Regions from separate parts of the Homo sapiens genome. Here regions 2 and 3 are each linked to region 1. Evidence: chromatin loops called from intact Hi-C (ENCODE). Cell type or tissue: GM12878. All regions are shown on one strand.

Evidence for each region. A loop is a pair of places that touch in the nucleus more often than their neighbours do. Peaks named below come from ENCODE experiments on the same cell type or tissue, not always from the same donor. Only the 100,000 strongest peaks of a DNase experiment are listed, where the experiment ranks them.
Region 2: it touches region 1 in a loop (5-fold over the local background); 2 of 110 quality-filtered maps call a loop at or near these places.
Region 3: a loop joins it to region 1, with 2.4 times the contacts of the local background. A loop is called at or near these places in 2 of 110 quality-filtered maps.

The regions. Positions count from the first base shown.
Region 1 is chr6:110,948,548-110,951,047 of GRCh38, reverse strand. No RefSeq gene overlaps it. Among named protein-coding and RNA genes, the nearest start is that of GTF3C6, 8.9 kb to the left of the region's middle. RefSeq lists a silencer at 828-1,122. In GM12878, a CTCF peak has its summit at 1,173 (motif pointing right); no DNase peak of the experiment used is centred here.
Region 2 is chr6:110,456,568-110,459,067 of GRCh38, reverse strand. It overlaps SLC22A16 (solute carrier family 22 member 16), which reads left to right. Exons shown (of 8, transcript NM_033125.4): 2 at 2,051-2,500. Among named protein-coding and RNA genes, the nearest start is that of SLC22A16, 19 kb to the left of the region's middle. In GM12878, a CTCF peak has its summit at 1,296 (motif pointing left); a DNase peak (open chromatin) is centred at 1,309.
Region 3 is chr6:110,617,893-110,620,392 of GRCh38, reverse strand. All of the region lies in intron 12 of CDK19 (cyclin dependent kinase 19), which reads left to right. Among named protein-coding and RNA genes, the nearest start is that of SLC22A16, 140 kb to the right of the region's middle. In GM12878, a CTCF peak has its summit at 1,336; a DNase peak (open chromatin) is centred at 1,352.

The DNA.
Region 1 (2,500 bases):
AATTAAGCTTGACTCTGAGCCCCTGTCACATCAAGCTGGCAGGAAAATTTAATCTCAATTTCCTCTCCTTTACACTCCCAGATCAGGCATAGTATTTGAAGAGGCCTCTCCAGTCTTTAATCCATATTGGTTACTACTGAGATTCCCATGGTTCTTGAAGCCACACAGACCCTTCAATTTCAGGCACTATGTTTCAGTAAAGCATGGGAATCCCTGCTGTTTGGAAACCCTGAAGTTTAGAGCAGGCCTTTCTGAGGCTAGCCTCTTAGGTCTTGGCACTACTTCAGGACACTGCTGGGAGAGAAGAGACACACCAGTCCTTTCCCAGCCTAAGGAAATCTCCATCTCCTCCTGTAGTTTTTATTTTTTGTTTTAGATACAGGGTCTTGCTCTGTTGCCCAGGCTGTAGTGCAGTGGGGTGATCACAGCTCACTGGAACTCCTGGGCTCAAGCAATCCTTCTGTCTCAGGCTCCTTAGTAGCTGGGACTACAGGCATGCATCACCATGCCTGGCTAATTCTTCAGTTTTTTTTTTTTAATATTTATTTATTTATTTATTTATTTAGAGACAGAGTCTTGCTCTGTTACCCAGGCTGGAGTGCAATGGCACAATCTCAACTCACTGCAACCTCTGCCTCCTGGGTTCAAGTGATTCTCCTACCTCAGCCCCCCAAGTAGCTGGGATTACAGGCATCAGCCAATAGGCCTGGCTAATTTTTTGTATTTTTAGTGGAGATGGCGTTTCACCATGTTGTCCAGGCTGGTCTCGAACGCCTGACCTCAAGTGATCCACCTGCCTCAGCCTCCCAAAGTGCTGGTATTATAGGCATGAACCACCACACCCAGCCAGCTTTCCATTCTTTTAAACATCACAGATAAAGAAATACAAACTGCCTACCTGCCTGCTTGGAAGGGATAAAGGGGGAGAATGTAGGGTATTAGTGTCTCCATAAATTACCCTGCCATATCAGTAAAAGCCTTTGAATCGCTTCAACCAGGGAGTTGGAGGTGGCAGTGAGCTGAGATTGTACCACTGCACTCCAGCCTGGCGACAAAGTGAGATTCCGTCTCAAAAAAAAAAAAAAAGAATCATGAAAAATTTCAGAAATATGATTTCTGAAAAATCAAGTGTTGTGCTCTATATTTAAAAGCCTGCCACTAGGAGGAGACAAATGAATTAAAAATTGTTTAACCTGTTCTTTTAGAACACATTTTCTTTTTTTTATTTGTTTTTGAATTTTTTTTTTTTTAGAGACAGGAGGTCGCTTTGTCCCCCAGGCTAGAGTGCAGAAACGCTATCATAATTCACTGCAGCCTTGATATCCAGGGCTTAAGCGATCTTCCCACCTCAGCCTCCACAGTATCTGGGACTACAGGCTCATGCCACCATGCCCGGCTAATTTAAAAAATTTTTTTGTAGAGATGGAGTCTCACTATGCTGCCCAAGCTGGTCTTGAGCTCCTGAGATCCAGCAATCCTCCTGCCTCAGCCTCCCAAAGCACTGGGATTACAACTGTGTGCCACCTCACTTTGTCTTAAAAATCAACATTTTACACTTACGTAGTAGTTTATATTCCATTTAAGGACAATACGAGCTTTTAAAAATGTATCTTATTCTGTTTTAGATTGAAAACTAAATGTTAATCGACTGGTTCTCAAACTTCAGCTGTATCAGAATCAGCTGGAGGGCTAATTAAAATGCAGACTGCTCAAGCCCCACCCCCAGAGTTTCTGATTCAGCAGGTTTGATATAGGAGAGGACAGAAAATATGCCTTTTTTTTTTTTTTTTTTGAGACAGGGTCTCACTCTGTCACCCAGGCTGGAGTGCAGTGGTGCGATCTCTACTCACTGCAACCTCCATTCCCTGGGTTCAAGTGATCCTCCCACCTCAGCCTCCTGAGTAGCCATGCATCACCATGCCTGGCTATTTTTTTTGTATTTTTAGTAGAGACATGTTGCCCAGGCTTGTCTCCTGAGCCCAAGCAATCCGCCGGCGTCAACCTCCCAAAGTGCTGGGATTACAGGCGTGAGCCACTGCGCTCGGCCGAACATACGCCTTTCTAACAAGGTCTCAGGTGATTCTGATGCCCTGGTCTAAGGAACACGCTTTGAGAACCACTGTGCTAGATGACAGTAGACGTCAACACCACCTGCCAACAATCAGATTCAATTAAATATTGAGAACACACTAAGTAAAGTATTCCAGTTTGCTAGAAAGTAATGTAGTGTTAGAAATAAGACTGGAATTACCGTCTTTGAAGGCCTTGAATTCAAAAGAAAGCACTTGGCTGGCGTGGTGGTTCACGTCTGTAATCCCAGCACTTTGGGAGGTTGTGGCAGCGGATCACCTGAGGTCAGGAGTTCTAGACCAGCCTTGACCAACATGGTGAAACCCTGTCTCTACTAAAAATACAAAATTAGCTGGGCGGGGTGGTGCATACCTGTAATCCCAGCTATTTGGGAAGCTGAGGCAGGAGAATCGCTTGAATCTGGGAGGCG
Region 2 (2,500 bases), 490 kb after region 1:
TGTATTGTATTTGTCAGGCTTCTCCAGAGAAAGAGAACAAATAGGATACACACACACACACACATACACACACACACATATATGAGACTTATTATAGGAGTTGGCTTACATGGTTATAAAGGCTGAGAAGTCTCATGACCTACTATCTGCAAGCTGGAGAACTAGGAAAGCTAGTGGTGTAATTCAGTCCCAGACTGAAGGCCTGGTGTAAGTCTTCATCTAATTCCAAAAACCCAAGAACCAGGAGCTCTGATATTTGAGAACCAGAGAATATGGATGTCCCAGCTCATGCAGAGAATAAATTTGCTCTTCCTTCACCTTTTTGTTTTATTCAAGCCCTCAAGTGATTGGATGATGCCCACCTCAACTGGTGAGGGTGATCTCTACTTAGTCTACTGATTCATACGCTAATCTCTTCCAGAGACACTCTCACAGACACACCCAGAAATAATGTTTTGCCAGCTATCTGGGCTTCCCTTAACCCAGTCAAGTTAACACATAAAATTAACCACACAGTATGAATTCATGTATATTTATTTTATGCTTTGGGATATACTATGCCATTTATTTTGTTGCTCAAATTGTTTCAGCTTCCAACTGGCTGTAGGGGCCAGCCTTACAGGGTCTGTGGGTTTTTCTCCCCATGTGTGGAGACGAGAGATCGTAGAAATAAAGACACAAGACAAAGAGACAAAAGAAAAGACAGCTGGGCCTGGGGGACCCCTACCACCATGACACAGAGACTGGTAGTGGTCCTGAATGTCAGGCTGCACTGTTATTTATTGGATACAAGACATGGGGGCAGGGTAAAGAGTGTGAGCCATCTCCAATGATAGGTAAGGTCACGTGGGTCACGTGTCCAGTGGACAGGGGGCCCTTCCCTGTTTGGCAACCGAGGCGGGGAGAGAGAGAGAGAGAGAGGAGACAGCTTATGCCATTATTTCTGCATATCAGAGACTTTTAATATTTTCACTAATTCTGCTACTGCTATCTAGAAGGCAGAGCCAGGTGTATAGGATGGAACATGAAAGCAGACCAGGAGCGTGACCACTGAAGCACAGCATCACAGGGAGATGGTTAGGCCTCCAGATAACTGCAGGCAGGCCTGACTGATGTCAGGCCCTCCACAAGAGGTGGTGGAGTAGAGTCTTCTCTAAACTCCCCTGGGGAAAGGGAGACTCCCTTTCCTGGTCTGCTAAGTAGCGGGTACTTTTCTTTGGCACTGACGCTACTGCTAGACCATGGTCCGCTTGGTAACGGGCATCTTTCCAGACACTGGCATTACCTCTAGATCAAGGAGCCCTCTGGTGGCCCTACCCGGGCATAACAGAAGGTTCACACTCTTGTCTTCTGGTCACTTCTCACCATGTCCCTTCAGCTCCTGTCTCTGTATGGCCTGGTTTTTCTTAGGTTATGGTTGTAGAGCTAGGATTATTATAGTATTGAAATAAAGAGTAATTACTACAAACTAATGATTGGTGATACTTATATATAATCATGTCTATGATCTATATATATCTAGCATAACTCTTGTTATTTTATATATTTTATTATATGGAACAGCTCGTGCTCGGTCTCTTGCCTCGGCACCTGGGTGGCTTGCCACCCACAGCTGGCCACTGGGAACTTTTTCAGGTTGCTACTTGGGCCCCTTTCATATGCCCTTATCCTTTTGTTTTTTGAGTATTTCCTTACTTTATGGTATTGTAAGATATTCCAGGCTTATTTTGTATTCTTCTTTTCCTGGCTTTAGAATCAGCCACTTTTTCTGGCTCCTCTCATTGGAGAATGGTATTTAGAAACTAAGATCTGGGCAATGGGTGTGCTTGCTGCTCTTGGGATGTCATTGCTTCTAGGCCTTCTCAGTAGATGGAGCTAAGTAATATATGTATATATACTAACCCACAGATATAAATATGTCTATAATTATTTCTATATTTATCCATTCGTGTATATGTTAAGATAAACATGATGGAGACCCTTCAAATTTGCTTATGTTCTTTTTCAGCCTATAGACCAGATATAATAATTAGCTTTTCTTCTCTTGCAGATTCCAGAGAGTCCTCTATTTCATATGTGCCTTCCAGAACATCTCTTGTGGTATTCACTACTTGGCTTCTGTGTTCATGGGAGTCACCCCTCATCATGTCTGCAGGCCCCCAGGCAATGTGAGTCAGGTTGTTTTCCATAATCACTCTAATTGGAGTTTGGAGGACACCGGGGCCCTGTTGTCTTCAGGCCAGAAAGATTATGTTACGGTGCAGTTGCAGAATGGTGAGATCTGGGAGCTCTCAAGGTGTAGCAGGAATAAGAGGGAGAACACATCGAGTTTGGGCTATGAATACACTGGCAGTAAGAAAGAGTTTCCTTGTGTGGATGGCTACATATATGACCAGAACACATGGAAAAGCACTGCGGTGACCCAGTGGAACCTGGTCTGTGACCGAAAATGGCTTGCAATGCTGATCCAGCCCCTATTTATGTTTGGAGTCCTACTGGG
Region 3 (2,500 bases), 330 kb after region 1:
TTTTTTTGTTTGTTTTAAGTTTAGAACCACAGTCCCTCCGGGAACTCTTGCAGATGAGTGCATAGGATAGAGATAATAGAAAACAAAACCTCTGGCAAGGGAACCATAAACTCACTGATAAGGAACTGCAATAAAGAGAAACTTTAACAAGAAAGACATAACAAATAGCTGCATAAACTGCCTTCACATTTTGAATAGCTCAACAAACTAATGTGTTTCCACACAACTACTCTGAAAAACTTCTCTTCAGAATATCCCTGCAAGCAGAAGAGTACATAATACTTCCACTTGGTTCCAATTAAACAAATTTAGGCTTCAGTTTGATCTACTAAAAACAGCTTGCTAGCTGGGTAGTAGCATGAGCATATTTGAATTTTGTTATAAAATCTGTTTCCCCTCCATTATATGAGCAACAAATGCTTACTATATACTGGTTCATCTTTGTGTGTCTGATTGAATTATATTAACCTGTGTTAAAAAATAATAATAATTTGCCTAAACACTTGTTAAAGTTGGTAAGGCAGACTTTATTCAAGGCGGGGCCATGTTAGTGCATAAAGGGACCACTGCAACAGGGGCTGGCAGTTGGGGAGGAAGACTGGACTCAATTCAGACTCCTACATGACAAGTGGAGAGGTATAGCCAAAGAGCAGGGTGGGGATCAGTGGATGGAAAGTTACCAAGAGGAAACATCCAGGATAAAAGGTCTCTGGCTAAACTGACTGCATAGTATTAGGCTGAAGGGAGGCCTGGGTAATAAGCTTTTAAAGGTGGGGGATTTTTGCCAAGCCAACTTAGCAAGATTCTTGCTCTAACAGGATTCTCCAAGGACAGAGGAAAGCCCAAGGTCAGGCCTAGTCAAGCAGAAGACTCACAGAGCTCCCTCCAACACGACCCTGTAAAACTTCCCTCCAGCCTCTTTGCAGACAACACCTCCTCTACTGTGCTGCCCCAGGCAACAACATGTTTTCATACCTTCTGTAATAAACCTGCCTTTCTTTACCCAAAACCATCTTGGTTAAAACCTTGACTGCCTGAGAGCAGCCTGACTGCAGTTTTTGTCAAAGGAAAGAGTCTTTGTCACCCAATTGTAGTCAATTATAGACAGATTACTGTATTTCTTTTTTTCCCCAAATTCAAACATTCTTTGAAATGCTTTTCTATGTCCATATTGTTCTGTTGACTTAAAAATAAACCTTTCATAGCTGAGTCCTGATGTCTGTGGAAAAAAATAATAAACCTTCCAACATATCTATTAAATGAATAGATACAGCTATTTAGTTGGAGAGACTGGCATGAGGGGCAGTCAGGTGTCCCATTACACCGAACTTGCAACTCATACACCATCTAGGGGCCAAGGGAAAAACTTTCCTTTCACTCTCTGAAAGTTCGCTGAAAAATCAACTCACAAAAGGCAGGTTAATTGGAGAAAATGTCATGGGTGTGACTAGCTAGGGCCAGTGTCTCAGGCAGTCAAGGTTTTTACTAAGAGTTCTGGGTAAAGAAAGGCAGATTTATTACAGAATGTATGAAAACATGTTGTTGCAACAGACAGCATAGCAGAGGGAGGGGCTGTCTGCAAAGAGCAGGGGCTGGAAGGAAGTTTTACAGGGTCTTGCGGGAGGGAGCTATGTGCCAAATGAGGTCATTGTGCCCACCAGTTGTTTGTGACTAGCAGTGTCTCAGAACAATTGTTCATTGTTTTTCCCCACCTGGAGCCCCTTCCTCCTTGTTGCTTACTTATCAGGACAGAAAGGCATACAACTTTGATACCAGTGGGCTGAGGGAGGTCCCCAGATGCTGGTGGGACCTCAACCCCACCCTGTGTCCAGGCTCCTAACACCATCGGGAGAAGGAATTAAAGGATGAGTCAAAAATAGCAAAAGTATGGAGATTTATTGCAGAGGGAAAAGTACACAACTCAAGAAAGGGGAGTGTGGGTATACGCAAGAGAGAATCTGGCTGGGGACAGTGGCTCATGCCTGTAATCCCAACACTTTGGGAGGCTGAGGCGGGTGGATCACCTGAGGTCAGGAGTTCAAGACCATCCTGGCCAACATGGCAAAACCTCGTCTCTACTAAAAATATAAAAATTAGCTGGTTGTGGTGGTGCAAGCCTGTAATCCCAACTACTTGGGAGGCTGAGGCAGGATAATTGCTTGAACCTGGGAGGCAGAGGTGCAGTGAGCCGAGATCGCGCCACTGCACTCCAGCCTGGGTGACAGAGTGAGACTCCATCTGAAAAAAAATAAATGAATAGAGAGTCATGCAGTCTGGTTTGGGTTTCTATCTTTATGGGTTTCTTTAACCAAAGGGTGGAATATTCATGAAAATTCCTGGAAAAAGGGGGAGATTTCTTGGAACTGTGGTGCCACCCATTTTTATGCCAAATATGGATGTTCTTGGAACTGTCATGGTGCTGGTGAGTGTGTGATTTAGAATGTTAATGAGCATATAATGATGTCCTAGGTTTTTAAGCAGAAATTCAAAGTGTGTTTCA